Linked DNA regions of Mus musculus: all the other regions are linked to region 4. Evidence: chromatin loops called from intact Hi-C (ENCODE). Cell type or tissue: gastrocnemius. All regions are shown on one strand. Links, peaks and the distances in the headings refer to the core of each region. The heading gives the core; the rest is flanking DNA.

Region 1 (7,683 bases), core at 2,000-5,999, 200 kb after region 4:
TACACACATGGAACTGATGTAAAACTAAGAGAAAGCACAGCCAAAACATGGAGAGGAAGTCTTTTGATGAGACTCTGCCCTTTTACGTGGGGAAAAAAAGGATATTGAGCTGCTGTCTTGCACCTTACTAAAAAATAGTTAAAATGTATTACAGATCTCAACGTGAAAGAAAAGTAACTTCTTGGATTGCCTAAACTTATGATATTGAGGCAGGCAAGAATTCCTGAAATCAAATATAAAACTATTAGCCATAATGAACTTGGTTGTTAGCCTTGGGTACATGTATTAAAATCAGGAAATACTCACCAAGGGCATTTCTCAGGCTGCAAAAATGCAAACCACACACTGAAAGATGGAGACATATATAAATATATGTAACTCACTGGTGTCCAGATTTATAAATCAGTTCTTCAAAGACAGGTAAACTAATCTAAAAGCAGGTAAAGCTATTGAACACTATATTAAAAACTATATCATATATCACATACCATACATTATATATAATTAAAAATTCTGTGTGTGTGTGTGTGTGTGTGTGTGTGTGTGTGTGTGTTGTGAACATTAAGCAAATGACAAACAATAAACTCAAGGCCATCTGGAAGTGACAGGAAGATTACAACTTGGTATCATTGCAAACCAACTAGAATGTCACCAGCCATGGGTGAGGATGTGGAGAAACTGGAACTTTCAGAAATGACTGGTGGGAGTTACCTGTCGTGGCCATGTGGGAAGAGTGAATGTTTGATAATCTATGACCCAGCGGTTCCATGCCTCGACACACGCCTCAGTACATGCTCACATATGGGGGCTTAGAGAGGTGGATCAGTGGTTCGGGTCACTTGATGCTATTACAGAGGACCTGTATTTGAGTCTCTGCATCTGTGCTGTGTGCTCTCAATCACTTATAAACTCCAACTCCAAGGGATCTGATGACCTCTTCTGACCTCTGCTGAGCACTGCTTGAACATGAACACACACTGGCGCGCGCGCACACACACACACACACACACACACACACACACACACGTGGGGGGGGGGGCATACACATCAACCAATGAATAAATCCTTCCAAAAATACTGTCATATGTTTGCCAAAACTTCCAGCAGGTGATGCTGTGGCAATAAAGAATTCTCTCCCAAATATTGAACCCAAATCTCAATGGGCTTGTAAATCTAACTTCTGTCTACAGCAAATTCAGGATAAAGGAAAATCATACATCACGAGAAAATGCCCAGGAAACTCCAGAATGTTTGATATTATATGCACTTGTCTGAATGCTTCTAAAACTCAAAGAAGGAAATGAATAATGAGATTAAAAATAAAATTAGAAGAATGCCAGGTGCGAATGGGTGAGCCAAGATTAGATCTTAGTTGAGGGAAAATATCCTCTAAATGAGCCCTGTGACATTTGGGGGACACTAGGTAGCAGATGTTATTTAATGCTTATTGTTGTGAGGGGTAGAATGATATGGAAGCGTGTCTTCACTACTGGGAGCTGCGAGAGATGCATCTCAGAGAGAAGTGACGTGGGGTCAGAGTTAATGGACCAGTGGGCATAGAGGCAGATCTTAACAGACTGTGGAAAGTGAGAACACAGCAAAATGATTTTGTCATTTTTATCTACTATTATTACCTATTTTCCTGCCATTAGGGGTTGAACTTGGGTCCCCACATAAGCTAGCTAGAGTGTTCTAGTATGAGCTATAGCCTCAACCCAAGTTTAACCTTGTCTTTAGACAAGAGTCTTATTTAAGTTGCCTAGGTTGGCCTTGAACTTAACCTGTAATTCAAGCCTCTGTCCCTTGTCTCATACTCCTAAGTAGAAGAGATTATACACACCTGTGCCACCTGTACTTGACTTTTTTGAAAATATTTTTAAAAAATTAATAATGAATTCTTCAGATAGATTTTAATGGAATTTCACATCCACATTGCTTCAGAAACTGCAAATAAACTCCGCACAAGGAGACCAGCAACTTGAAATCCTAGGCTTGAACACTGAAGGAATAGTTGGGTTAAAGAAGATGTTGAAGTCCAGGGAACATAACAAAGAATTCCTTGGGTCTCCCCCAAAGGTCTAGTACATGAACGTGTGGTTTTGCATGTTTGATTAGAATGAAATACTTCACTATGTATACACCACTTTTAGAGATTCTCACCTTTAGTATGCCCTCCCTAACCAGCCAGTCAACAACCCGTGCAAATGGGCATCTGCTCTACTCTTCCTGTGTGGGAAGAGTGTGGTATCCAGTTGATAGTGGGTTCTGAGATGCTTAGAAATGCTGCCGGGCCTTTCAATTGCTAAGAAGGTGAGTCCGCTCTGGGCCTCTTGGGATTTTGCAGCCAGAAACAGAGGAGGGCAGGGTTAAGACCTTGGCCAGCATTTCAATTTCAGTTGGCTCATCTGAGATGGAGAAGTCCACTTGGCAATGACATAGAAGGTCCCTCTCTAGCTACTGTGTAATCTGGGTGAACAATGGACAGCAAATGCATGCATTTTGCATCATGTATAGAAAGTCTAGCAAGGGGCAGAGGGTGTCAAAGCTATGATTGTTACTGAAGATGCATAAGAAAAGAGATTGTTTTCCTGAAAATTACAGAGGAGGGAAATGGGGCACATTGCTAAATATATATTCAAAATAGCCTGCTTTTCATAAACTGGCTGGACCTTTTTTTTTTTTTTTTTGCCTGAGACCATCAACCCATTTTCTCCTACTACGTTTGTTCCAAATGCAGATTCCTGGGTCAAGCCCCATGCCATCACATAGCGCTGAGAAGCTGTGCTAGATTGGAATTGGGAGCACTGAATACCGAGACCATACAAATGCCATCCATGCATAGATTCCTTAAACATAGAAGCACTCAGTAAAACCTGGGCAATTAAGTGGACTGAAAGATGAATCATGTCTGTCTTACAGAGGGCAGGGCAAGTTTTGTTTTTCCTTACTGCACCCCTTTGGTGGTAAGTTGCTCCCCCTTTCTCTCCTTTTAGTATTATCTTAAGAGTCATTGTCACCTGTCTTTGCCACAGGGGTTTACTGAGCCCCAGAGAAGTAGGCCTGGGATTCTCTTCCTTCCAGAGAGAAGTTTGGCCTCCACTTGGGATAAATTCACAAAGCACCGGTGGAATTGGGGTCAGGAAAAATTGGTATTTTTCTAATGTTCTCCATGTGGTATTCTCTGGGGCAAACTTGAGACTGGTAATATGGATCTCTCTAAACATCCCAGCACTAAGCACAAAAGCTGGGAATTGATTTATAGAGCAAGACTATTAGAGGATATTAAAATATAATATACATACAAATCAAAGTTCTATATAGTTTTTAAGGTACTAACCTTCTAAGGACATACATAAAATCCCAAAGAGGAAGAAATAGGAGAGGGGTAGGTGTGAAAACAGGGTAAATTAAGGGAATATATAATAAGCTAAGTGAGTTCTTGCAGAGACATCACAGCAGTGAACAAAGGTTTGGGGCTCAGAAGCACCAGAATAGAATAGAACCAGACAGTTGTATCTACCAGGCAGCAAAACTGATCTGAGCCTCATCTTTCCTAACAGCAGTAAGGTTTAGATTGTATTTAGAGTGTGAGCCTATGAACCTGGGTCATACAACTAGTAAGCAACAGAGCTGGAGGCAGAACCCACCATCATGGTCAAAGCCCAGAATCTCGCTGCTCCGTTAGTTTGTTCTCTTGGTTCTTGGGCACCTCCTAAAGGGAGAGATTCTGCCCTTCCAATACCTTGTAACCACAAATCGCTCTGTACCGTGGCTCAATAGCAGTCAACTCGTGTTTCATTCTATCCTTTGCCAAAGATAGGAACAATCAATGTCCTGAGCCCAAGGCAGTCAAAAGTCTACGTACATTTCACTTTCCCAACGCAGAAACTTGTAAGACCCACCTCGTTTTCCTGGTTAGGACCATCAGTGCTTGTGTGAGTCTAGGAACAGAAAGATGCCTCATATCACTGAGATACTTAAAAGATGACTGGTCCCAGGGAAGTGGAGGAGTAGGAGGGTTGGGGTGGGTAGGAGGAAGTAGAAGTGGAGCAGGGAGAGTAGAAGGGATTAGGGGAGGGGAGAAGGGACTAGGGGGAGGGGAGAAGGGACTAGGGGGAGGGGAGAAGGGGCCAGGGGGAGGGGAAAGGCTAGGGGAGGAGTCTCAGACTTCTTCATTTAAGACTTAAGTATGGGGGCAGCTTTTTGATTAACTTCATCTCCGTGTCTCACATCGTCTCTCTCTGCAACTACTTTTAGGAGCTTCTGAAATTAATTATAACCATGTATTTACTGAGGCAGGCACCTACTGTCTCTAAGAGGCAAAGGAGGTAACCTGAGCAAGATTTCCCAACCAGGAAGCAGTGAGTCCGCGAGACTTAGAGGATGCTCCGCTTACAGCCCGAGTTGGCGCCCTCTGGAGGACAATTAATTCCAACTGTTCCTCTTTGCTTCGCAGGCCTGAGTGTCCAGGTAGCGTTCTTCACTTCAGAAGCCTCATTGCTCCCTCATCAATGTGTGCTCTTTCAGGGATGCACAAATATAGAAAGAACAGATGAAGTTAACTCAGGCTGGGTCTTTGTATTGGTAGTACGTGGAGCTGCTTCCGTGGGAAAAACCGGCAAAGCACCAGGAACCTCCTATTCTTAAGCCGTTCTCTCACCACAGGGTCTGAAGTTGCCCTGCTGGCTTATGGAGTGAAATGCTGTGTTAAAACACAAGTCACCAATCTTGGGGGCTGTGGGAAAATAATGATGGCTCCTCAAAGTTGCACATATTTCAACTCGAAAACTGAAAGTACAGGTTCTTGCATTCTGGTAACAATAGATGGACAGAGAGTGGTGGCCAGAATTCCACATTCTAACAGTTGCTTTAGGAGGTTATTCTGATGCTAATGTCCCCTACACGCCATTTGGAGGAACCCTGTATTAATGAGAACTTCAATTTCAGTAGGGGAGACTCTCATCCTGGATGTCAGCTCAGTCTACAGCGGCAGAGAGTTCATGAAGGGCTGTAGTGACTCAGACTTGACCTTGACCTCTGTCCATTTCAGAGCTGTGTTCCTAGCTCAGGGCAGTGTAACTCAGGAAGTCCGCCTGCAGACGTGCCTTGAGGGTGGCAAAAACTTTTCCCTGACACTATATCTCAGTGTTATGGGCTCACTGAAGATCAGGTAGAAAGAGAAAAGTCGTACTTAGTGTTCTAACAGCATTGCATTTTAAGCCATTGTTAGATCCTTCCAAGGTCTTGTGTAATACACCACGGCGTCACATGGGGGCGCTGCAACGAGTCAACAAGAGCAAACTTCTCAGCAGATGTGGAAGCAGGGCGTGTTCAGGAAAAGCTCTTGTTTTTAGTTTCATGGAGCTTCCAGTTGTGTGTGCACTGCAGTTCATGCTCAGTATACATGTATCTGTGCATGCACATACATTTCTGCATGCCTGTACTTATGTACATTGCACATATGGGAGCTGAGCGGGCAGGGCAGTAGGCAGGAGCAAAAGTCGATCGGAGACCGAAAGGGAAGAAGTTTACAATAGCCCCCCTCAGACCAGAGGTCACCTTCTTGATGATTTTTAAAGACAGTTTTCTGCGTTGTCTCCTGCCGGTTTTCAGTCTCCGAGACAGGAGAGGCCTGTCGGAGAGCATCCCTTGGCTCCATGATACCGGAGAGTGGCTTGGCAGTGTGACACATCTCTCCAGCTTTGCTTTGCAGAGTTCATTTGATCTGACCTTAAGGAACCCGGGCCTCACCATCTTCCTTCACAGACTGATGATGGTTCAGGCACCCCTCTCCACAGCTGCCCTGTGAGGTCCAGACCCTAGAAAAAGCAACCCCAGTTGCATGTCAGTCACAAAAACGGGGATCAAAAGAATCAATGGGCATGTGTGTGTGTGTGGGGGCTTGGTTGTCTAAGGATTAGATGGGAGCTGCAAGAAGCCTGATTTTAGCTTCTGCTAGCTAGTTGAATCATACTGGGAATTAGGTTTGTTTTCCCCCTCCCCAGCCTTCTCTCTTCTCACCTCTTTTCAGGGTAAACGGTTAATGGGCTGTTGGGCCATTTCGAGTCCCTCCTTGTGGGTGCATGACAGGAAACATACCTTTGCCCCCATTCACACACAAAAGTCTACTTGGAAGGCTGAAGGGCTTAGGCGAAGCCCTTATGACATCGGGTGAGTGATGAGGGGAGTTGTCCCTGCGGCAAGGGCAGTGATGTCATTAGGAAGGCATTCAGACCTCTGGGCCTAGGGGCCACACTGTGGGATCAGATGACTTGCTCTGAAATGGTTCAATTTACAGTGCTCAGGTATCTAGCTTGTGATGTTTCACTGGCAGTGCAAATGCAGACCCAAGCTGCCCCAGGTGTCTCTCTGACCTCACCCCTTCACACACCTACATGCGCACACACACACATACACACATGCATGTGCCCATGCATAGACCCTTTTAACCTAAGGCCCTGGATCATAACAACAGAAAGAATGAGTCCAAGGCCATGGGCTGGCATCTTAGAGCTGGTCCTGAAACCTGTTTAAGGACACTGTGCTATGAAGAGTTCGCTCCACAGTGGGAAGTTCAGCTGGATCGGCTGGGCTAGCGGTACTGATGAGAGACTTTTCTCAAGCCTGTGGAAGATTCAGTTGGGACGCTGTAGCAGGGTAGTTTCAAGCTTGGATGTGTAGCCCTCAAGAGAGTCTTTTTCCAGCCTCCTGAGAGTTAACTCAGACGCATGCTCCTGGGGGGAGACAGAACAGATGTGTGTGTGTGTGTGTGTGTGTGTGTGCTTGTGCACGTGCATGCACACACAGGCACAAATGCAGGAGTACAGGTACACATGAACCATGACCCCTGTGTGGAGGCTAAAAGTACAACTTCAAGTCTTAGGCTTTGCCTTTCACCTTGTTTGAAACAGGGTCTCTAGATTCACCTCCTACTCTCCTGTAGAAGAACTAGGATTACAGAACAGTAGTTCTCAACCTGTGGGTCACACGACCCCTTTGGAGGGGTCGAATGCCCTCTTTGTGGAGGTCATTGGGAAACACAGATATTTACATTACGATTCATAACAGTAACAAAATCACTAACATCACAAAAATCGTAACAGTAGCAAAAGTTATAAAGCAGCAACAAAAATAATTTCATGGTTGTGGGATCAGCACAACATGAGGAAATAACTGTATGGTAGGATGCCAGCATTAGGAAGGTTGAGAGCTACTAGCTAACTATAGACTTTCACATTATGTATCTGGCTTTTATTTGGGTTCTGGGGATTTGAACCCAGGTCCTTGTGCTTGTGTGCTAATCACTTTTATCCACTGAGCCATCTCTCCAGCCCTAAGGCTTAACTTCATTCTTCTTCCTCCTCGTCCTCCCTCCCTCCCTCCCTCCCTCCCTCCCTCCCTCCCTCCCTCCCTCCCTCCCACATCTCTCTTTTCTTTTCCCTTTCATGCCCTCATCTCTTCCTGATCAGTCCTCTTTGTCCTTCATGTTAAAGTGTGACTCTAGCTTTCATCCTCCGCCCACATGCAAGTGAAAGGGTGAAATGGATTCCCCAGCAATCTTGTATTTGGTCTTTCCTCATGGTGATGGGCTCTTCCTTATGGAGTGGACTTGTCTTCTGTATTTTACTTTTGAAAAAAAATAAACAAAACCAAGACTATGGTCAGTGTGGAAAACTGTAACAA
Region 2 (7,683 bases), core at 2,091-6,090, 630 kb after region 4:
TAAATGAAACAAATGGATGTCCGGTCTACTCTCGGGTCCTATCCTCAAGATATCTGGTCATGCATATGCAAATATCCCAAAATCTAAAACAATAAAAATCTGCAACGTTCTTGGCCCCAAGCATGTCTGATGAGGGCTACAAAGTCTGTAAAACAGAATTAGGGTAACGCAAGGGTTCTCATAAAATCACTCAGGTTAGCATTTTCCGTACTTGGCAGGTGCGGGGCAGAGGAGCCCATTGGGATGAGCAAACAGGTATTCATCTTAGTTTAGGAACAATCCGTGCGACAGGAGATGACCCATGTGACCGTCCAACCCCTACAGCTTCCATTCCAGCAGACTTGACATTCCTTACATGGTCATTTTCCTCAATTCCTTGTGTTTGTGGGAAGGGGGTGGGGCTAGGAGTCTGGGAAGGGGTGGGGCAAGGGGTTGGGGCAAGGGTTGGGAAGGGGGTGGGGCTAGGGGGGGCTCAGTGTCCTCTGTCTTTCCTTTTCTTCAACTTTATATTGAAAAATAAGAGTTGTCTTCTCAAGAAAAAGGAAATGGACACAGAGCAGACAGTACCCATGCCACCTTAGAAGAGTAGCAGCCTTAAAGTGGAGAATTGAAATAGGCATTGGAGGAGATGCTGGGCTGCGTGGGAGGAAAAGTGCAGCTTGCTGCAAAGAAAGAGGCCTGGGGTTTTACTGAGGACACAGGGGCCTGGGAAGGAGGGGTACGAGGGAACAGATAGAGGAAGACTTTCCGACGAGGTGACACTGGAACACAAGCCTCAAGGGCATCGGCAAGTGGATAATCTCAAGTATCTAGAGGATAAGGCCAACAGATTGGTATGAGCAAAGGCCCTAGGGCAGAAATACACTCAGCATGATCTAGGAAAGGAATGAAACGGGAGCTGAGACCAGAGAGGGGACAGTGGACAGCATCCCTGTGGCTTTGTGGAATGACGTTAGCACTTTGGACTTTATTCTCTCAGGCAGACAGCCACTGACAATCCTGATTTCGGCCCCACCACCTCCTCCCACCAAAGCATCCCACATTCTAGGGCACTTCTCCATGGCCCATGCTGTGGCCTTTGCACAGGCCCCGCTCAGTTCTGGGAAATGCCGCCTGTCCTCTCAATGACAAGCTCCCGCCCATCTCAGAAACTGGCAGAAGACGTCACCTCTCTGACCCTGCACCAGGCAGAATTAAGGCTTAGTTCTCTGTCCCCAGAGCATTCAGTTCCCGGGTCTATTATAGACCTTAGCTCATGACATTCCAATGGTCTATTGTGTGCCTGCCTGGCTGCCCCCAGCTGCCTGCCGCTCTGGAATGAGCAGGTTTAGTGAAGTAAAATAGAAATTCAGTGTGGCTCCATATAGAAACCCAGCCTTAAAAGGAAAAGGAACACCTTTTGATATTGTGTCTGATATTAGCAGATATCCCAAAATACTACTTCAATATTTAATGCATTAAGGTTGCTAATTGGTGAAATAGTTTACATTCTTTTTTATGCTGTCTTCTAAAATCGATTGTGTATACCAAGGTCATTTCAGGGCTAATGTTCAGTGGTTGCACTGGAATATGACCCTATGAAAGCAAGGAACTTACATTTACCAGACAATGTTAGGTGGCTTCTGGTTTGTTTCATTTAAATATTAGCTTTTATATAAAATTTTAGCTCACTATTTTATATATAAATAATACATTTTATTCTACATAGTAAATAATGCATATTTATCTTATATGATTCTGTAATATATACAATTGTATTGTATATTATAGAAAAATTATACATTTTATACTTATATAAATATATATATATATATATATATATATATATATATATATATATATATGTTCTTGTGTCGTGTAGCCACATCTTAAGAACTCAGTAGCTACAAGTAGCTAGTGGTTATCAGATGTCCAAATACAGATGTATGATGTCTTATTCTTATTTCCAGCAGGAGCATAGATCTGACTAGTACTAATTGGTTTCCTTACATTGTTTGGTGAATGGATGGATGGATGGACAGGCAGATGGATGGATGGACTGACAGATGAACAGATGGACAGACAGGAAGATGGATAGATGGGAGTGATATATAGATTGATAGATGGGAGGAGTCAATAAATGGGTAAAAGGAGTGGATACATTTATTTTTATTTCCTTCATAAATTATTACTGTATTGCCTATCCCAGAAATGTATAAGCCAGGCAAAGAGGTGAAGACAAATTCCAGGAAAGATGGATCTACAGAAATCTCCACTGGGTTGAAATCTGAGCATTTGGCCTGGACAGTTTGTTAGGGACTGGGTTCTGCCCTCTGATCCACTCAGCTCAGTGACTCAGCCTTCCCTAGATGTCAGGCTTTGTTCCTTCCTGCCCAGGATTTCATCCCTTCCCCCTTACTATCCCCATCTCCCTGCCATCCCCCTCCTCCTACCATTCCCCCACCCATCCTCCCACCTCTCCCTGCCATCCCCCTCTCCCTACCATCCCCTGTGCCTACCATCCCCCTCTCTCTACCATCCCCCTCTCTACCACCCCTTCTCCTTACCATGTCCCCCTCTCCCTGCCATCCCCCACTCCCTACTATCCCCCTCTCCCTGCCATCCCCCTCTCCCTGCCATCCCCCCTCTCCTTACCATCCCCCTCCCCCAACCGTGTCCCCCCCCCATCCTTTGCCATGCTGTCTGCATAGAGAGGGGATCTTGACAGTATTGCTTCTCTACATGAGCCCCTGGTGCATAGTCCAAGCTCGATAATTAATAATTTGTAGAATGAATAAAGGAGCAAATGCATGGTTTAAGTTCCAATTCCTAATTCTATGATCCAGGAAGTGGCTGACCTTCACATTTCTTGTCCAGAAAATAGCTATAGCAGTAGCATGCCCTAGAGGTGGCAGAGGTAATCCAATACGCTTCATAATCACTTCATGGGGCTAATTAAGGTATATAGTGTATAGTAATGACTAGGTAAGCATTGACAAAATAGTACTTGCCACTATAATAAAGTTACTATTAGAGTTTTTTTCTACAGATCCATGACCACCATGTGAAGCAGTGACAACTTCCCAGGTAATTTTATCCCAAACAAACAAAAAAAGTAGGTCAGGAAAAATAGGCTCAGACGTGGCTTTCCTCCACACTTGCCCGAAGTTGTTTACCTGGGCTGTTTTTGTTTGTATTTGTTAGCCATGGGAGACAGGCCTCCCAGCCCCAATCGGCCAAGATCCATGGCGTCTCTGTGTCAGGCCCTGCATCCGATATGTTTACAGTCACCAGGGACTAAGGCCTTCAAAATGGGCACGAGAGGGAGGACATTCCAGGCCGGTCATCTGAGAGCCAGTGATGATGACAAAACTCTAGGCCCACCTGCTCAGGGAGAAGTCACTGGGGCCTGAGGTGGCCTGAGCCTGGCAGCTGAGCCTGAGCAGAGCCAGGCTCTCCAGGGGCCAGCTGGCTGGAACTGTGCTAGATGCTCTCCTAGCAGATGAGGCACAAGCCCCAGATTCCTCTTCAGGGCCTGCGTCCTGGATCCCGCTCCTGACCTCACCCTTTGAAGCCAGGCACTTATCCAATCTGCCCCGTGCTGCGTGGGGCATGGACACCCCTGCCCATTCATGCATCTAACCTATAGTAGGAGTATCGGTAGTGATGTTTATCGAGGTGGCAACCTGGATGAAGAGACAGGATGGATCTCTGCCCCCTGGGGGTTTCTGACACCTCCACTGGGGTTGTATTTTACAGTTTACAGGACACCTTACTACCAGTGATCTCTTAATACTCGTAATGGTATCTGACTGGGGATTTGGTATTTTTATCTTCCCTGCTTGTCACAGAGAAGCAATGAGAGTGAGAGGCCACGCTGAGGTCTTACAGCTTACAAATAAGCAGCCAGGACCCAGTTACTTCCCTGTCACATGACAGTTAGACATACATCTCTCTCACAGTCATAGAAAAGTGTTCTCAGCCCTCAGGAAGAGCTCACGGGCCATCGAATTGTATAATAGTGACTCCCAAAGAAACTGCAGGACAGATGGGAACAGCTGAGAAACTTCCAGAAATGTGCTGGAGACCCTTGTCCCACCCATCTGGCCTTCCCTGTTTCCTTCAATACAAGTGCTTAAGGTTCATGAAACCTCTGACCTCACAGCACAGAGTGCCCAAATTAGCAGGCAGTGAATAACAACAAAAACAAAAAACAACACACACACACACACACACACACACACACACACAAACCCTGAAAGCTCACACTCGGATAAGCAACACATGCCCCTACCACAGGCCCACCACAATCTATCCAGCCTGCCCCCATTACAAAGTCTCCACCGCTTCAAGCCCGAATTCTCTCAGAGAAGTACTCAGCCGCCTTTACCCGGACAAATGTCTTCCCACAGCGCCACCCAGTGGCTACGTCTTTTTACAACGTGAATTCCCAATTGCAGCGAGAAGAGAGATGATTCACTTTCCTGAGTCCAGACTTAAAACAATAATCAGGAATGAGAGGGCAAACTAGGATGAGTGGAAATTCAGCCGAAACCCAGAGGTGTGATGTCCTCAGGGCAGGGGGCAGGTAAGGTGGGCTCCCCCCCAACAGTTACAGTTGTTAAGAGGGTTCACTACCTAACTATGCTAATAAACAAACAAACAAACAAACAAACAAACTGGTGATCTCTTTGCTAGGAGAGGGGATAAGAGATCAAACAGGAACAATCTTTGCTGATTTCAATAGGATTTCAGAGGAAGAAACAAAAATGTACAGGAATCTAGCCAGGAGCGTCTGTGCCTGCTCCCAAGCTCGGGACACAGGTGTGCATAGACTCACAGAGCCCATGTATGTGTCTATCACAGGGAGGGGGAAAATGTTCACATCCTGTGACAGAGGCTCAAAGAACTTGTGAAACCAGGAAGATGTGTTGAAATGGTGAGACTGGTATGAAGTGAAGGGGGCCACATCCATCACTAACTGACCTTCAAGGTCAGAGCACTAACTACCAAATTGGTAGAGTGGTAAGTTTAAAAAAAATTAGATATACTTAAAACATCCACCAACAGTGCAGGAGTGTATGTGGAATGTCCACTGTTAGATCAGAGCCAAGTTAGAGTCAGGGTCTGCTAACACTTCCCACCATGATGCTAACACAAGCTGTTCAGGCTTCAGTTGTCCCTTCTAAAAGCAGGGATCTTAATAAACCCTGGTGAGAGCAGTCCAGTTTGGGTTCCCAATATCCTTTTTATAATAAATTAGAATACAATGAGTGTTCAACCTCTAGTTTAGAATACTATGAGCCAGAAAAAAACAAGGGACAGGACAGAAGGCTCAGCCTGGCCCCACCTGGTTCCTGCCTTTGCAAAGAGAGCAGCTGTCTTACCCTACTGTTCTTTTTTAAAAGAGGTTGATCGGATTCTTGGGGCCTTTGCTTTCCTAGAAGTGCACTCTGGGAAATCAAAGTTTCCATGGAGTATTTCTACCCAGAAGTCCTTTCTTCCTTGCTCTGCTCTCACTCTGACCACCTTAATTAACGTCAGCTCAGTCTTCAGAGCCAGATCCAGCCACACCTAGAAGACACACACAGCAGGGGGCCGAGTAGACTCTGACCCCAGAGATCAAGTCTCCAGGGTGAATAGGAGAGGCCATTCATCTGTGGGTACAACCTCAGGTAGTCCAGGAGAAGAGGAAAGAACCTCTTACTGAAGCAGGAGGCTGAGCAACCTCTCCATCCACACTAGCCCAGCACAGCAGCGATCCAGAGTTTGGATCCCTCAGTACCTTAATGGCCCAGAAGAACTCACCAAAATGCCTGGGCCACAGCTATACCACACCTGCGTATTTACCCAAAGGGCTCTTAGTCAGTATATCTTAGAAACCTGCCATCCGTGCTTCTGCTGCACCCTTCACAAAAGTTATGGACCAACTAGCACAACAGAGACATAGGTAAAGAAAGCTGGAGCCTTGGCCTCATGGTTAAGAGCTCTTGTTATTTGTATGTGTGTGTGTGTGTGTGTGTGTGTGTGTGTGTGTTTGCTGACAATTTCTTTTTTAATATTATTATTTTTTTAATTAGGTATTTTCTTCGTTTGCATTTCCAATGCTACCTCAAAAGTCCCCCAAACCCTCCCCCCAATTCCCCTCCCTCCCCACTCCCACTTCTTGGCCCTGGCGTTCCCCTGTACTGAGGCATATAAAGTTTGCAAGACCAATGGGCCTCTCTTTCCACTGATGGTCGACTAGGTCATCTTCTGATACATATGCTGCTAGAGACACGAGCTCGGGGGGTACTGGTTAGTTCATATTGTTGTTCCACCTAGAGGGTTGCAGACCCCTTTAGCTCCTTGGGTACTTTCTCTAGCTCCTCCATTGGGGACCCCGTGTTCCATCCAATAGCTGACTGTGAGCATCCACTTATGTGTTTGCTAGGCCCTGGCATAGCCTCACAAGAGACAGCTATATCAGGGTCCTTTCAGCAAAATCTTGCTAGTGTGTGCAATGGTGTCAGCGTTTGGAGGCTGATTATGGGATGGATCCCCAGGTATGGCAGTCTCTAGTTGGTCCATCCTTTCGTCTCAGCTCCAATCTTTGTCTCTGTAACTCCTTCCATGGGTGTTTTGTTCCCAATTCTAAGAAGGAGCAAAGTGTCCACAGTTTTGTCTTCATTCTTCTTGAGTTTCATGTGTTTTGCAAATTGTATCTTGTATCTTGGGTATTCTAAGTTTCTGGGCTAATATCCACTTATCAGTGAGTACATATCATGTGAGTTCTTTTTTGATTGGGTTACCTCACTCAGGATGATGCCCTCCAGGTCCATCCATTTGCCTAGGAATTTCATAAATTCATTCTTTTTAATAGCTGAGTAGTACTCCATTGTGTAAATGACCACATTTTCTGTATCCATTCCTCTGTTGAGGGGCATCTGGGTTCTTTCCAGCTTCTGGCTATTACAAATAAGGCTGCTATGAACATAGTTGAGCATGTGTCCTTCTTACCAGTTGGAACATCTTCTGGATATATGCCCAGGAGAGGTATTACGGGATCCTCCGGTAGTACTATGTCCAATTTTCTGATGGAAAGATCTCCCATGCTCATGGATGGGCAGGATCAATATAGTAAAAATGGCTATCTTGCCAAAAGCAATCTACAGATTCAATGCAATCCCCATCAAAATTCCAACTCAATTCTTCAACAAATTAGAAAGGGCAATCTGCAAATTCTTCTGGAATAACAAAAAACCTAGGATAGCAAAAACTCTCCTCAAGGATAAAAGAACCTCTGGTGGAATCACCATGCCTGACCTAAAGCTGTACTACAGAGCAATAGTGATAAAAACTGCATGGTACTGGTATAGCGACAGACAAGTAGACCAATGGAATGGAATTGAGGACCCAGAAATGAACCCACACACCTATGGTCACTTGATCTTTGACAAGGGAGCTAAAACCATCCAGTGGAAAAAAGACAGCATTTTCAACAAATGGTGCTGGCACAACTGGCGGTTATCATGTAGAAGAATGCGAATTGATCCATTCCTATCTCCTTGTACTAAGGTCAAATCTAAGGGGATCAAGGAACTCCACATAAAACCAGAGACAGTGAAACTTATAGAGGAGAAAGTGGGGAAAAGCCTCGAAGATATGGGCACAGGGAAAAAATTCCTGAATAGAACAGCAATGGCTTGTGCTGTAAGATCGAGA
Region 3 (7,683 bases), core at 1,898-5,897, 620 kb after region 4:
AAACACTGGTCTCACTGCTGAAGCCGGGTCAGCTCGCTACGCCTCCAGTCCTGCTTCCGTAAAATGGGGTGGTAAGATCTGTAGGGGGAGGTCAATCGGTCGGTACATACCTGGCCCACCCCAATACACGAGCAGTGCTGATTGCTGTGATTTTCAGTTCTCATCGCCCTGCCTACCTGACCAATCTGACATCCCACTGCACCCCAGAATAAATCTCACATTGAACGGCACCTGATCTGCTCACCTGACCCTGTGATGCTCCCAGGTCCCAGGCTCCTGAGACCCACATCCAGGGACAGCTTCAGCAGGACTTGGCTTCCCCTCCTCTGAGCTGGTAGGGAATGCCAGCTAAGTGCTTCGGTGACGGAGAGCGTGCAGGGCAGGTCTGCCTGTCTGCAGACTTTCTGCTTCCATTCATTCCTTACCAGCCATGCCTTCTGTTGCCAAACAACTTCCAATGCCTTCTGAGGTCACGGGCACTAACCTATAATCTCTACCCATCTGTGATAGCCCTTCACTCCGTGAATCTGCCTCTGGTGGCATCCTAGAAGACTTGGTTGTCACAGCCCTGCCTCTGCATTCACTTCCTGAACTACAGTAAGAACCAAGTTCATAAAAGAGTCAGCCCACGGTACCACTGGCAAAGAGGAATGTCCAGAGTCACCAGCTGTGTGACATAAAGAAGGCTCTTGATTTCTCCAGCAGCAATAGGTTTCCAAACACACTTAAGAGATGCTATCCAGCTGTGAGCCTCAACTCTTCACCAAAACCGATCCACTAGAGCGAACTTAGAGGTGAGGGTCAAACTAGGGAACATGTCTGGAAAGTTCTAGGCTCAGTATGGCACACCTCATGATTTCAGAACCATCTCCTGGTGGCAGCTGGGAGGTGATTCAGTTGGTCTGTTCCTTGTGCAGTTGGAAGACCTGAGTTTGGTCCCCAGGTGGGACACACTCTTGTAATTGTGGCACTGGAGAGGTAGAGGCAGGTAAGCCCCTGGGTCTGGCCAGCCAGTCTGCTACTCTGCCAACTCCAGGCCAGAAAGAGACACCCTCAAACAACAACGTGAATAGTGCCAAGGAAATGACACCCAAGGGTTTCCTCTGGTCTCCACAGGTTCACCAGGATAAATGTGTGTACAGCCACAGGCCTACTATACACACAGACACACGAACACAAACCCACACTTTAAATAATTTCTCCCTCCCCCCCATACACACTTTCACACACAGAGACACACACACAGAGACATGCACACTCCCTCATACAAAGACACACAGAAACACACACAAAAAGACATAGACATACATCTCTTTCGTACACACATCTTCTCTTATACATGCATGTGCACACATACTTTCATATTCTCTTACACAGACTCTCACACGCACTTTTACATATTCTCTTTTTCTCTCTCACACACACACTTACTTTTATTCTCTCACACATACCCTCACACACACACACATATTCTCTCTCTCTCTCACACACATACTCCCATACACACACATACATCCTTGCATATTCTCACACACAGGCATGCACACATACAATCACATACAGTCTCTCTCTCTCTCTCTCTCTCTCTCTCTCTCAGATGTAACTGCAGGAACAAGCGCTTCTTTCTGGGGTCAGCTCACTTTGATGAACTAAGCCGCACTGAGCTCCTGCCTGCCTCCCCTGAAATGATGACAGCCTCCAGGGAGTGGGATGCCTGGCCGAGGAACAGTTTCCCCCACCTCTTCTAGAAGACAGGAAGCTCCTTACTCACGCATGGCTCCCCAGCGTGTGTGGCAGACAGTCTGAAACCCCAGTCACCCCGCCTAACAGAATTCATTCACTGTTTTTAGGTTGGCTTCACTTCTGCTACGATACGTCCCAAAGGAATGAGGACGGCGACTTTAAACAAGAACAGACGTCCCTGACTCAGGTCTCTTCACCTAAGCTCACTCACTTCAGGTGTGAAAAAGTCAACTAAAATTTCTGGAACAGGTTGGGATGACACATTGGCCAAGATCCCTGATACACTGGAAACTGAGCTTGAAATGTAGCTCTAACAGGGCACCTCAGCCACTGTGCCCGTACATAACTAGGTTGGCAGGCCAACTTGTTTGTATAGCTCTCAGACGTGCAGTTTGCCATTGCTGGGTTGGGGGAATTGCTTTTGGCAAGAGATATTCACTCATGATATTCACTTTGGTCAAACACTCCTCCAAAAGCTGTTTGCCATTTGGGTTCAATTCTTTGTTGTTGTGTTATGTTTGTTTTAGCAATACTTTGTGTGCCCTAAAGGTCCAAGAAATTGGATCCCAAAAAGTACATGCCCTATGATGGCCCAGAAGTTCATCCCACAGCCTGCCCAAAATTTCACCCAAACAAAGGTTGTGAAATAAAGGGGGCCCAAATTCAACCCTGTAGAAACACATTCAGATCCTATCTGAACCTCGTCTTGCCCTCCTATGCCTGTGCCTCCCTAATTAATGTAATTACCCTGGCAAAGTGAGTAGCTCCTTTGCCCCGACTCTCTGCAAGATCCGAGGCTAATTGCCCAAAGTAACCTGTCTCTCCAACAGCCTTAAAACCTAGATGAAATCATCAGTGAGAATACGGAAGACAATCAATCCACCAGGAAGAGACACCAAAATGTCTCATTTTCCCTTTTGACACCTGACATTAGTTACTTCTGCAACTTCCAAAATCCAAGAAGTTGGTACTGTGGCCATCTAACTTTCCAGCTGGGGAAACTGGCACTTCACAGTTAAATAGCTTCTCTGAGGCTCCAGTGCCAGTAGGGGCTACATAAAGATTCTGAATGCCACCCAGGGCTCTGAGCCTGTCTGTAAGACTGTCCCAGTGTTAGGCTTATTGTCTTGAGCAGCTGAGAGTTCCTGCCTTCCATGCTCAAGCTGTGGCTGTAAGACCACATTTGGGAAGGAGGAAAAGGAGAGACCGGGACCACGCAGAGGATTGAACCAGCTGGCCCCTAGCTCCTGACCATATGTCTCTTCAAGGCGTTGAAGGTAATGCGGTGTATGCCTTGTTGAGAGCTACAGTGACTGTCCTCTGTGAGCAGGACCCCTACTTCAGGCAGGAATGCTGAGTTTCCAAGCATTTACATCGATACCCAGCCCCTGAGCCATGCAATCAGAACAGGTGAGCATCCTTGCTCCTATGTGAGAGCTGCTCTCCAACGGGGCTGGAGGAAAGCATCCATAGGAAATCCACCCAAAGCCAGAGCAGGCAGAATCAAGTCCGTGTTTCCCTGAGCCTCCTCAGCGGAAGCTAGGAGGCAAGACGAGGTAATCGCAGATAATGTTTTGCTGCTCTTGACCCGAGTCACCAAGCACCAAGTGGGCAAGTGCAATGCTGACCACTGTTTTTCTGCTTTGCTTTGGGGTTTGCTTCTATTATCTTCTATTCAGACAGGCATGGGGAATTTCCCACCTGACAATTCTCATTCTTCACTTGAGCCTGTCTGCCATCTGTGAACAGCTCACTCATTGAGGAGGATCCAGGCCCCAGGAGGACTTCTTGCCCCGCCCCCAGACCTCAGGTTCCAATCTGTTAAAAAGGGAGGGTTCACTAGAGGGTCTTGCTAACGTTTTTCAACTTAGCTCTCAAGTAGAAAACAAACCCATGGAGAAGTGAAGCCGTTTGGTAACTCTCAGTTCCTGGGCCTGTATTCTACTGACAGCTTCAAAATCTTTACATAATTTTTTGAATAAAACAAGAGATTTCGCTGAAATTAATAGCACAATGGGAGGGAGGGTGAACCAGACAATAACAGCTGACTGACTGGTCTTGCAGAGGAGAAATGAGCCTCTGTCGTTCTCTGGGCGCCCCCTAGTGGCCATGAGGCTAAATCCTGGCAGAATGTTTCCAGACACCCACCAAAGAGGAAGGCAGGCGCCTGCCTACCAATGCAAGTCTAACCCAGCCTGCGGATCAGACAGCTAGAAGAACGCCTGCCTGACTGGAAGCCACAATGGAGCTCAGCGGCCAAGCATATGCCACAAAGATTCCAAGCCTGGCTGAGCTGTCTCACAAGCACTTAGGTGTGAGAATGTGAGGGTCCCCACCACAGATTCCAGGCCTGCCCTCCCTGCTCCGACCCCTCACCTTCTCACATCTTCAACCTGCACCTCAGACAGCGCCTGTTTTTCATTATCCTGCTTTCCAACTTACCAGCACGATTCTTCATCAGCTATTAAGACAACCAGGGAAAGGAGCTACACTAAGTTTCCGCTTATTCAACGTCCAGCCTGGGGAGTGTCACCTCGGGAAGAAACGCATGAATGAGCGTGCTGCTCAGGCTCTTCATCTGCAGATAATCTCTCCAACACACACACACACACACACACACACACACACACACAGAATTCTCAGTCTAGAAAGCAAAGGGCACCTGCGCAATTATCATAAAATTCATGTATGGCAGAGAAGTTTATTTTAAGAACACAAATCCCTATCTCCAACTCATTGATAACAGACGTTTTAAAGATGATAACGCAAGTCAGCGTGGGCAGTGAGTCTGAGAAGCGGAGGGGCTCTGCAGCTGGCCACATAGTTGAGATTACAAGAGCAAACCTTGCTGACCGCAATCAGTTTCCACAGAACTATCTCTATATAAATAAAAAAGAAATACTACCAACACACTGACAGTTCGCTTTGCCCTCCCTGTAGCTACTGGTTAGGTTTATAAGCAACAGCATCCTCCCCCAGTCCCCCAGTACCCCGAAAAACTGCACACACGAGAAGCGTCATAGTTTCTGACTTTGGCCCTAAATCGATTAAAGTACATCTGATATGCTTTAAATCAAAGAACCATGTGCATTTCTGCCATACACCACACAAACTCTTTCTGCAAGAGTCAGTCACTTTGAACCCAACTCTAGCCACAACCAGTGTGGATTTCAAGGGCCTGTTCTGCAGAGGGGGAACCGACAACAATCCAAAACTGGGACAATACTGAGCCCCCGAGGCACCTGGCAGAGCTTCAGCTGTATCGGGTGCGGCCGGCCAGACCCCTTGAACAATTTAAGTAGTCCTGAAGCCAGGACCTGGTAAGGCAAGCGAGCCTGCTGCAAATCAACTCTGGGACTGAATGGCCACCCCTGCCAGGGACATGTCATGCTTGCCAGAGGCGGGAATGCAAGCTGTCAAGAAACCTCAGACATTCAGTAGAAGCTTTTAGGTTTGATAGACAGGAGGAGTCTGTCTTTTGCAGCAAGAGCAGCATCAGGGTAAGCAAGCATCCCAGTGGAAAGGAGAAGTGGGACTGCAGGTAGATGGGAAAGAAGCGGGGGTCCTGAGCAACTACAGGACACCACACTTTCGAGCCCAGCTTCATGGCTGATAATGTAGGTCTTTTTGGAGTTTGTACAAATAAGGAACTCCCGGACAAGGTCTGAAGGTGTGTCTTTGGGGAAGACCCCATGTTCTCAAAGCTGCAAAATGTGAATCCTAAACACTACTTTGCTAGCTGGGGTAAAAAATAAAAAAATAAAAAAGGTGGGGTGAGAGAAGCCCCCAAAATATGTGCAGACAAGATGTAACAAGTGTTTTCGGAGATATACACCTGAGTCACGGGGTGCTGAAAGGAAAGTGAGGAGTCTGACTGGGGGCTTCTGCTGAAACCTTTCTAGAGAAGGGAGCCCCGGTGGCGTGGTGCCCCCAGACCGTCTCCCCGCCCCCATCTTGGGCCACCAGGGAACCAGCTCGAACCCCTCCAGGAATTTCCCTTACTCACCACTCGGCCTGAAAACCTCTCGGTGGCTCTCTTGACTTTGCCGTAGGTACCTTTGCCCAGGGTCTCTTGCAGCTCATAGCGATGCTTCAAGTTGTGTTTGTGGTGATGTCGCTTCACCCCGTGCGGCTTCCTGGGCTCCACTGGGGCTGCAGTCGCCCCGGCCACCGCCTCCAGCGGAGAGCCCGGCAAGCCGGTCTCTACAGCAGGGCCATCCCCTGCCGCGGACACTGCCGCCCCTTCCATGACCAAGCGCAGGGCGAGCCGAGTTGGAGAGGGCAGGTCCCGGCACAGGGGCTCGGGGTGGTCCCCACCGAGGGAAACCGGGGTGCGTTCAAGGTCGCCCCCGCAGCAGCATTGCTGAGACGACCCGACCTGGCTCTGGCTGCCGCTGGGGCACTAGCGGCGGCGGCGGCGGCGACTGCACATCTGGCGTCCCGGGCGCGCACGCTCGGCGCACCGCCCCCTGGCCAGCCGCGGCAATCTGCGGAGCGTCCGGCGAGGTGGCAGCGATGTCAGGGGAGGCGGTGGTGTTGGCGAGAAGGAGGGGAGAGGGTGGCTCCGCGCGCTGGAGAGGAGTGTTATGTGGGGCGCCGCGCCCCCCGCCCCCGCGCCGGGAGGACGCGCAGACGGGGCGGGGCGAGAGGGGAACGCGGGGCGGGCGCCCGGGTGTCCCCACCTCCGCGCCGGGCCACCGAGCAGGGAGGGGGCGGGGTGCGTGTCGTTGTTCACTCTTTGTGCGGCGCGGCGCAGGCCGGGGCGGCGGCCCGGCTGCTTTGTCCTCGCCGGGTGGGGACGCAAGGTCCCGGGTGGGTCGAGGTGGAGGGGTTGGGGATCGTCAGTGCTCTTGTCCCCTCCCCGAGCGTCCCGCACTCACCCTCCGGAACTACTGCGGGCCGTCCGCAGCTAGCTTGGGCCGATCGGCCTCGGATAAAGGTCGCAGGTCCCCGAGGCCGCAGAGGCGACAACGCACAGAGCCAGGCTCACGCTCTGTGGCCCGGGGCTGTAGCCTCCTGGGCCACCCTTCTTCATGTTTGTTATGGTGTGGCGGAGGCCGCCAGGCTCGCTGGAGCAGGGGGAGGCTGGGTTGAAAGGAGGCCCAGCGGTGTTGGGTTACCGGCGGTGAGTCACAGTCCCCTCCAGCCGCCGAGGCCCTGCAGGCCCCCAGCTCCGGCACGGTCAGGGCAGGGCCCTCCTGGAGCAACCGCGGAGCCTGGAAAGTCCCCGAGAGGGATGCTTCGGAACCCCGGCTCTCTCAGGGAGAAAGGCGGAGTCAGGAACGAAGGGAGGCTCGAAGGAGGAACCCGGCCCTTCTCCAGGGCTCCGATCTCCCGGTAAAGTTCGGGAGTCCAACAGGGACCAACACCTAAGAGGAGGGAAGTGGGGGCCTGGATGGAGCTGGGTCCCCTGAGCTGCCCAGCGCCATTGGAAAGACCCCTTTCCGACAAACCAAGGCTCTGAGATAAGCCTAGGCCTTGGCCTGCTGAGCAGTTCCTTGTCCAAGCCAGAGGCCACTTGCAGGCCTCTTGACCCCCTCAGGCGATGGGAATTTTCCTTTGACTAAAACGGCCAGATCTCACCCCACCAGGTGAAGGTCAGGCAGGAAGGCCTCCCAGCAAGGCTGCCCTGGTTCTCCTGAGATGAAGGGAGGAAAAATAAGACATGAAAAAATTAAAGGTATCTTGAGAAATTTTTTAAAGTAATTTCACATAAATTACATTGTTCCACACTAGGGTGGGAAGACCGACCAGGAAGAGCATCTGGTGTAGTCTCCAAGTACTGGCACTTCCTTCTGCAGCCCTCAGGTTCCTCCCGCCCTCCAAATTCCTTCTGACTTCACTCTTGTCTACTTCTCACCTTACACTGGACTCTAGCAACAGCCTGTCTTCTCGAGACGCCCCTCGCCCCCACCCCTGTTGTCAGAGTCATGGCCTGAA
Region 4 (7,683 bases), core at 2,377-6,376:
AAAAGTGCTGTTAGGCGTCCCCTCGGAGTCGTTATCTAACTAGTCACAGGGCCAGACTTGATGGCAAAGGTGGATACATTTGGAGGCCTTTAAGTCAGACCCTAGATTTAGCTGTTTGAGGGTTTCCAGGAGACATCCCAGTGCGGACGGAGCCTGAAGACACAGTTTAAGACAAGGCACCCCCTGGGCGAGTAGAAGCTAGCCACTTGCCCGGTCCAGCGTCCCAAGGACAAATTTTGTAGCCAGAAACGACCATCAGGTCACGTGACCAGGTAGTTATGCTGCGAACTTGGAGTCTGAACTCAGGCCAGCCCCTGAGCTGAGACCAGGAGAACTATTCAACCAGGCCCAAGGTTTTGCAGTAGTGAGAAAAAGAACCAACTCAGAGGAGTGAGGAAAATCTCACCCATGGGAAAATGTCCTAAACTGAGGAGTCAGCAAGGAGGCCAGTCATAAAGACTGTGAATTACTCAGTCTCTGGAACCACTAGACAGTGGCCAGCCACCCCTTGAGACCAGGGACCCTGTATGATGACTAGGGCGGGGAGCTTACCAAATCGCTGGTGTTCGGTTGGAGAGAAGCCAGAAAGTGAGCCTGTGTAACAGACAACTTGTTGAAGGTGATGTTAAGGCCCGTGGGCATAACCCATGTGGCAGTGGGTTCCGTGCCGGCGTGGTGGCGGCAGAACTGCGAAGTCGTCTGGACCTACGTGGTGGGACTGCGAACACCGAGTCTGGCAGTACCAAGGTTAGAAATAAGCATCACAGTCCCGAACAACTCACACCATGCAGCAGGTCTCCCGTGGGAGGCGGCCTCCGGGAGAGCGTGGAAGGAGAGTGGTCTTTTATCTGGGCTGTGATGCATGCGCAAAGTGACGCTGTGGGTGGAGCATGGCGCATATGTGAAGGGACAGACACAGGAGCTACACTGTCGCCTAGAGTTGATGTGTCTTCTTGCTGGGTCCGGGAGTTGGCTGTAAAGATGCCTGATGGATGTGAAGCGGATTCCGGGTGTCCGCGGATGCGCCTGATGCTAACAATCATCCTTGACATGGCTTTGTGGGACACTTCCGTTGCAAGCATGGTTCCTCACTTGTCAGCTCAAAGCATTTTGTGCGAGCCTAACGCCAACCAGTTTATTTAACTCACAGTTTTGGGGATTTAGAATCACGTCACCAACATCTGCTCTGGGATTCTCTTTGATGGCTTAAGACATGGCAGAAAACAGCAAGGAAGGGATCCCTCATGCAGAGAGACCCTAAGAGTGTGAGGTTACTTTGCTGAATAGCTTAGTGTGAGCTTCATTAGTATTCTGGGGTTGAGAGGCCCACCTCATAAAAGTTCTATTACATCTTAGCATTTCCACTGGGGAACACGCCTCTAGCAGAGACAGACATTTTGTGGGACACAGACCCGCAGTGGAAGGGCTACAAAGGTAGCCTCCCTTTCAGCTATTCTGTGTACTTTTCTGACGGTCGCAGCCAGTCTCTCACCCCACTGAACTGAACGTACCTTGGTATGAGCCTGCCGTTTCTCTAAGGACAATCTGAGGTCCTGGGTCAGCAGCTAAGGCCATGGAAGGTATGGTTTTGCCAGTTCTGTGAGGCTCCAGACACCTGCTGTTTGGAGCCACCTGATTGGATGTTCTAGATCAGATTTCAGGGAAACCAAAAGGCCAGCAGGGGTTGTGGCTTTCCTGAAAATGCTGTCCAAGGAAGTCCCCCAGTTGCCTTAGAGAGTGGTCCTTCGTTCTGGCCTCTATGCTTGGTAAAACCAGGAAGTTAGAATTCACCAAGGACTTTTGCAAAATTGAGGACACAATCTCTTGTGATCTATGGCTGTTTGTTGCCTTTATTTTACTTTTTAGTACCCCATGAGGCTAAACATAGTCTCCTCTCTGGTTGGCCTTTGCGGGGAGAATGTATCTTCCAAATAGTTAATGAGCTAATGAGCTCAGCAAGGTTTTAAGGTTTAGTGGTGCACAGGATGACTGACGGATAGCGAACTTACCTCCACTTAAGCCTCCTTTCAGCCCTGTGAGAGAGCCAATTAGATGCTCTGAGTTCTGCCTCTCCAAACCCTTGGCCCTGGCCACAGTGTGAATCTGCAAGGGGTCTTTCTACTGTCCGTGTGGTGGTGCTGGGTTCCTCTTAGATACACAGGCACAGGAATTGTGCATCAGGGAATGGAATTTCAATGAGTCCCTGGAAGTCATTCAAGCCATTATCATTCATTTTTTTTGTCTGCAGTTTATTTATGCACCCTGTGTGCAAGGATCTCCTTAGTGTAGAGCTTGCTCCAGGAAGCACAAAGCCCAAGGAAAGGGGCAGGGATTACACTTGAATGTGTGTGTGCAGTGGGGGGTGTGTAGGCCTTTGCAGAGAGGTGTGAAAAATGTTCCATGAGGGCTTGGCGTGAGAAACTGCCTTCCCCAGACTCCCTATATTGGAGCATCAATGCCAGAGACTCGTCACCATCCCAGTGACCGGTCGTTGGTCCTAGTCATCTTGGTGGAAAAGGATGTTGTGTTGAGCTGCCCTGAGCTGAGACAAGAGAACCAGAAGCTCACGGGCTGGCCTGGCAGAAACAAGAGAGAGCCTGCCTTACCAAGGTAGGAAAGGGGAACAGACTCCTGAAAACTCTCCTCTGATCTTGATTCGTGCACAGTGGCAGATGTGCATGCACACACACTCTCTCACACACATACAAGTACGAAATAATGAGAGAGAGAAAGAATTATAGATTCTCCTTGTTAAACTCCGTGGGGGTCCTTTTAGAGAGATGCAAATCCAGTATCTTTGTTTTGTGCTGCTATAACAGACAACCAGAGGCTGGACAATTTATAAAGAGCAGGTCTCTTTGGCTCAGAACTCTGGGAAAGCCAAGCACACGGTGCTTGGACAAGGCAGAGGTTTCAGATGGCGTGAGGATGTGGGGGAGAGGGACAGAGACAGGAGCTTGGGGACAGGGATGACTTAGCTTTTGATCTGAACCTATTCCTGTGATTACCAATCCACTTCTCTGCTGGAGGTATTACTGTATTCCTGAGGGCCAGGTCCCCAGGCCCTAGTCACCTCATAAAAGTCTTCTCTCTACAGTGGCACTTACATTTCAATGGTAGGGTGTGTGTGTGTGTGTGTGTGTGTGTGTGTGTGTGTGTGTGTGTGTGTGATGCAGGGGACAACACTGAGTTTTGTTCTCCAAGCGGTTTGCATTTAAAGGAAAAAAATATCTTTGTGAGGCACAGTGTCTTCACTAGCTTGGAACAGGCTAGACTGGCTGACCAGTGAGCCCAAAGATACAGCCTGGTTTGTGGCATACCCTCAGATCACAGTGTGGACCTGACATTTGCCCAGGGAGAGAAGGAAGGCAGGAAGCTGCTAGGTAGCTTTGAGAGAGCAGGAGGAAATCCCAGGGGCTGGAGGGAGTTAGGTAGGGGAGGAAGGGAGGAGGGCAGGTTGCTTGCACATGAAGTGAAGGAGTCCTGAGGTCAGCGTGTGCTTTGATATGCTGATAGGCGCCACTGCAATCCATACATCTTGGAACCTACAAAACAAAACAAAACAAAACAAAACAAAACAAAACAAAACAAAACAAAACCTCCCTTTGGGTCTAGAAAGCTTGTGCCCAGTTGCTGGCTGAGTAGCCCCAGGAGGGCAAGGCTTAAGTTTAGGTGCTGCAGAGATTCTGAGGGTGTGGCAGCTGGTTGTCAGTCAACCACACCTTCCCACAAAGCTCTCCCAGGGATATCTCTGCATCTGCATTAACACCGCGGGGCTATTGTTGGAACTGTGGATGGACCCAGAGAGGGCCGCACAGCCAAAAATGAGTCAATTCGCTTCCCCTTCCCCAGTAATTTCGGTTAGCTGGCAGATTAAATATGGAGGATACCTGTCACAGGACAACAGTGTTGGTACGGGGGATTCTGGAGAGAGGTGGCCTGTTTCTGCCAAGACAAGTTACCTAACTTTGCTGGAAGTCAGATTTATCCTCTGAAAAAACAAAAAAGGAGGATACTAACAGTTTTTCACTTCGTGGGTTGTGGGAACGAGATGAGATAATCCATCACAATGGCTATTATGCTCAAAGTGGGCTGCAGGGGGCAGCATCCTCACAGAAATGTAAGGAAACCTGGCGTTCAAAAGTACCGCACAGTGATACAGAGAGGATCAGCAGCATCACCGATATAAAGAACCTTACCGGTGGGTGGGCGCAATTAAGCAATTTCAAGAGAAAGAGCAGAAAATTTCAATCAAAAGACCCATGCGCACTTTACAGTGAGCACGAGAAAACAAGGAAGGCTTCCCTCTAGGAGCGGGACTACCGCGCTGCTGCTTTGGACATGCCTTGGTGAATCCCCGAACACAGCACAGGTTGCAACTAGAGACCAAGTGTCCTGAGAGAAACTGAGAAGGGAAAAGCTTTGGGCTTGCAGGACATGTGGGGCCGGATGCCAGTACAGTCCCTCACTAGATAGAAGACTTTAAACCGCTTGGGTCATGTCAGAGTTGGATGCTGACAACCTTTTACTCAAAAGGTCAGAGCACAGGACCAGCCAGAGACAGGCGGCCATTACTCTTCATCTCATGCCAAATGTCCTAGTGCCCCTTTTGATTTGCCCTGCTTTCCTGAAGGACACTTCCCTAGGTTCTCTGGCTTTTCCCAGAACCTTTAAAGCACCCATCACTACTCTTGAGTATGATTGGGACTCTACCTCCTGGACCCCGTAGGCATATCATTAACCATCACTAAACAAAGTCCCTACAGTTTGCCACATACTATTTTGTTTTACGCTGTTTTCAACACAACCGTTGGAACCCCCAATCTTATTCTTTAGCCCCTTTCTGCTTCTCTCTGGATTTAAAGAATTTCTCACACCACAGATGAAAACAGACCTTCTTTGTCATGGTTAACTGGCAATGCCCTGCACAGATGTGCCAGCGTGAAAGAATTTTAGGGCTGATGGATGGGTGGACTCTGATATTTTTTGTTGTTGTTGTTGTTGTTGAGAAAACATGGTGGAAGTGCCCTCTGTGTAGCTTGCTGTCTGTGGCGGCAAATGGTTCACTAGCGTGGATATCCAACCGTTTCTGAGCTACAGAGGTGAGCATGTAGAATTTCGACAGATGCAACTTGTCCAAGTTCCTCCAGAGTCTGCGCCTACTTATCTTCCCTCCCCTCTTCAAAGTCTCAGGGGTTCCTGGTTGGCCCCTCTAACTTGCAGTGTAGCCGAGGATGACCTTGAATTCCTAATCCTCCTGCCTCCACCTCCCTGAGTGCTAGCATCACAGGTATGCTTAGTTTATTGGGTGCTGGGGGTGGAACCTTGGACTTGGTTCACACTAACTAGACAAGCACTCTGTTGACTGAGTGGCAGACAGCTCAGGGTCTGTGCCGGGGACGGAGGAACTAGAGAAGCATACAGTTTCCAACTCTATTCCTAAGTGTATGTGACTTTGGGCAAGTTCATAACCTCTGGTGACTCAGTTCTCCCAGCACCGATGAGATCACTCTCAGTTCACCTCTCCACGTTGCTGCTAGGCTGAATTCATATTTGTAGAACACTCAGAACAGGTGCTGGGCAGTCGCTGAGCACTAATCCGTTGTTATGTGTCATTGTCTGGGCCGGGATTTGGTGAGCTGAATGTGGGAGAGGCCACAAGATGCCTGGGATGCGAGAAGCCAGACGACAACTTTCATCAGTGGATGATGGCTTTGTTGAGATGAGATGAGTACTTGAACCGATACATATCCAAAGACTTCTTTATGTAGAAATATGATTGTTGTGAGAAGGATGCAAAATTTGTATAAAATTTAAAAAAAAGAACCTTCAAAAATAGAATTTATACCAGATGCACTGACACCCAACCTGCTATCTCAGCATTGACTCAGGCACTGAGGCAGGTGGACTGCTTTGAGTTTCAGCCAGTCTGGTTGTTCCACAAAGCAAGTTTGAAGGCAGCCCAGCCAGACTGCATAACAACATCTTGTGCCCCTACCCCAAGTTGAATGCCCTCCCTCCCTCTTTCCTTTCCTTTCCTTTCCTTTCCTTTCCTTTCCTTTCCTTTCCTTTCCTTTCCTTTCCTTTCCTTTCCTTTCCTTTCCTTTCCTTTCCTTTCCTTTCCCCTTCCCTCCTCCCTTCCCCTTTCCCCTTCCCCCTTCCTCCTTCCCTTCCCCTTCTTCCTTCCCTTCCCTTCCCTTCCCTTCCCTTCCCTTCCCCCTCTTTCTTTCTTCCTTCCTTCCTTCCTTTCTTTCTTTCTTTCTTTCTTTCTTTCTTTCTTTCTTTCTTTCTTTCTTTCTTTCTTTCTTTCTTTCTTTTTCTTTTCTCTCTCTCCTCCTCCTTCCCTCCCTCCCTGCACCCTCCTACCTTTTTCCTTCCTCTCCCTCCCTCTTTTTCTCTCTTTCCCTACACATTTCTTCCATCCTTCCCTCTCTCCCTCTTTTACTTCTTTCTTTTATATTTTTAGTACTGGGGAATGAACTCAAGAACTGTTAGAGAGTACCCAGGGAAGAGATGCTTCAACTCTCCCTCATCCCAGAGGCATGCACTGGCCTTGGATGTTTCTGTTGGGAAAAGGTGAATAATTATGATAATTTATGGTGGTTTCCCTTTGACAAAACAAAGAGGGTTTTGTGAGTCTGGCCCTCTAGAGTCTGGCACTATCAATTGTCCTTAGACACAGAGCACACATGATTCACACAGATAGGTGCTGCAGATGTTTCAGGCCACCAGTGGGCAGGTAGCACACTTGAGGTAAGGTCTCTGTAGTGCTGTGTAGGTAGCAGGGATTTTAAGTAGTGAGATAATCTGAGTTGTTCACCTCTAATCTCGTTGAGCCACTGGGGCAAACTGGGGCCATCAGGGAGGTTTGGATTCCAGATCAGACTGGGATCATCTGGAACTTCCCGGCACCCTCTCTGTCTCTCTGTCTGCTTGCTCCACCTTTCTGCCGGGTCTTAATGGTTTTACATTTGTCTCATTCTTGTTAGGTGGTTTGCCTTTACTGACAGCTTCCTAAGGTACAATAAAGAAGCCACTTAATTTCTTAATAGATGAATTTGGACTCCTTCTTTTCCTCCCTCCCCTCTCCCTGTGTCCTTTCTCCCTCTTCCTCTAGAGAACCCTGGGCTCACTGGGCAAGAGGTTTCCCACTGAGCTACAAATCTAGCCCTAATTTTAAGGTTTGAGACAGTGTTTCTTTATATGGCCCAGGTAGATTTCAAAGCTGTGATCTCCGTGGCTCAGCCTCTCAGGCAGCTGGGATTAATTGTGGGCAGGCCACACCTGGCCTGCTCCTTCCCTGAAGTCCGTTTTCTTCCACTGGAGGATGAGGGCTGTTTCTTTGCCAGGCAACCGCAAATACTAGAAAGTTCATCTTAAACAGGACTGCTGGCTCACATGAGTAGAGATGATCCCATTGTAGACATATGGGGATTCAGGATTCAAAAGTCCTCCTTGGATCTGATTTTTTCCCTTCTCACTCTAAAAGTTTGTTTTTTAAACTCTATCATTGATCTATCTATCTATCATCTATCTATCTATCTATCTATCGTCTATCAATTATCTATCTATTAATCTCATGAGAGGCTCTGCCAGTGCCTGGCAAATACAGAAGTGGATGCTTACAGTCATCTATTGGACAGAGCACAGGGCCCCCAAAGGAGCTGCTAGAGAAAGTACCCA

Evidence for each region. Hi-C counts contacts between places; a loop is a spot of excess contacts. Peaks named below come from ENCODE experiments on the same cell type or tissue, not always from the same donor. Only the 100,000 strongest peaks of a DNase experiment are listed, where the experiment ranks them.
Region 1: it touches region 4 in a loop (7-fold over the local background); 18 of 42 quality-filtered maps call a loop at or near these places.
Region 2: it touches region 4 in a loop (7-fold over the local background); 28 of 42 quality-filtered maps call a loop at or near these places.
Region 3: it touches region 4 in a loop (6-fold over the local background); 26 of 42 quality-filtered maps call a loop at or near these places.

Annotation. Positions count from the first base shown.
Region 1 is chr10:84,015,190-84,022,872 of GRCm38, forward strand. No RefSeq gene overlaps it. Among named protein-coding and RNA genes, the nearest start is that of Gm40726, 9.4 kb to the right of the region's middle. In gastrocnemius, for the core only: CTCF peaks have their summits at 4,416 (motif pointing left) and 5,272; DNase peaks (open chromatin) are centred at 4,414 and 5,274; H3K27ac peaks cover 1,527 bases.
Region 2 is chr10:84,446,507-84,454,189 of GRCm38, forward strand. No RefSeq gene overlaps it. Among named protein-coding and RNA genes, the nearest start is that of Nuak1, 9.7 kb to the left of the region's middle. In gastrocnemius, for the core only: a CTCF peak has its summit at 4,413 (motif pointing left); DNase peaks (open chromatin) are centred at 3,511, 4,392 and 5,592; H3K27ac peaks cover 1,748 bases.
Region 3 is chr10:84,434,366-84,442,048 of GRCm38, forward strand. It overlaps Nuak1 (NUAK family, SNF1-like kinase, 1), which reads right to left and starts at 6,303. Exons shown (of 7, transcript NM_001004363.2): 1 at 5,750-6,303. The coding sequence starts at 5,992. In gastrocnemius, for the core only: a CTCF peak has its summit at 3,839 (motif pointing left); DNase peaks (open chromatin) are centred at 3,008, 3,238, 3,543, 3,859 and 3 more places; H3K4me3 peaks cover 4,000 bases; H3K27ac peaks cover 4,000 bases.
Region 4 is chr10:83,815,731-83,823,413 of GRCm38, forward strand. No RefSeq gene overlaps it. Among named protein-coding and RNA genes, the nearest start is that of 1500009L16Rik, 97 kb to the left of the region's middle. In gastrocnemius, for the core only: a CTCF peak has its summit at 4,101 (motif pointing right); DNase peaks (open chromatin) are centred at 3,349, 4,111 and 4,400; H3K27ac peaks cover 178 bases.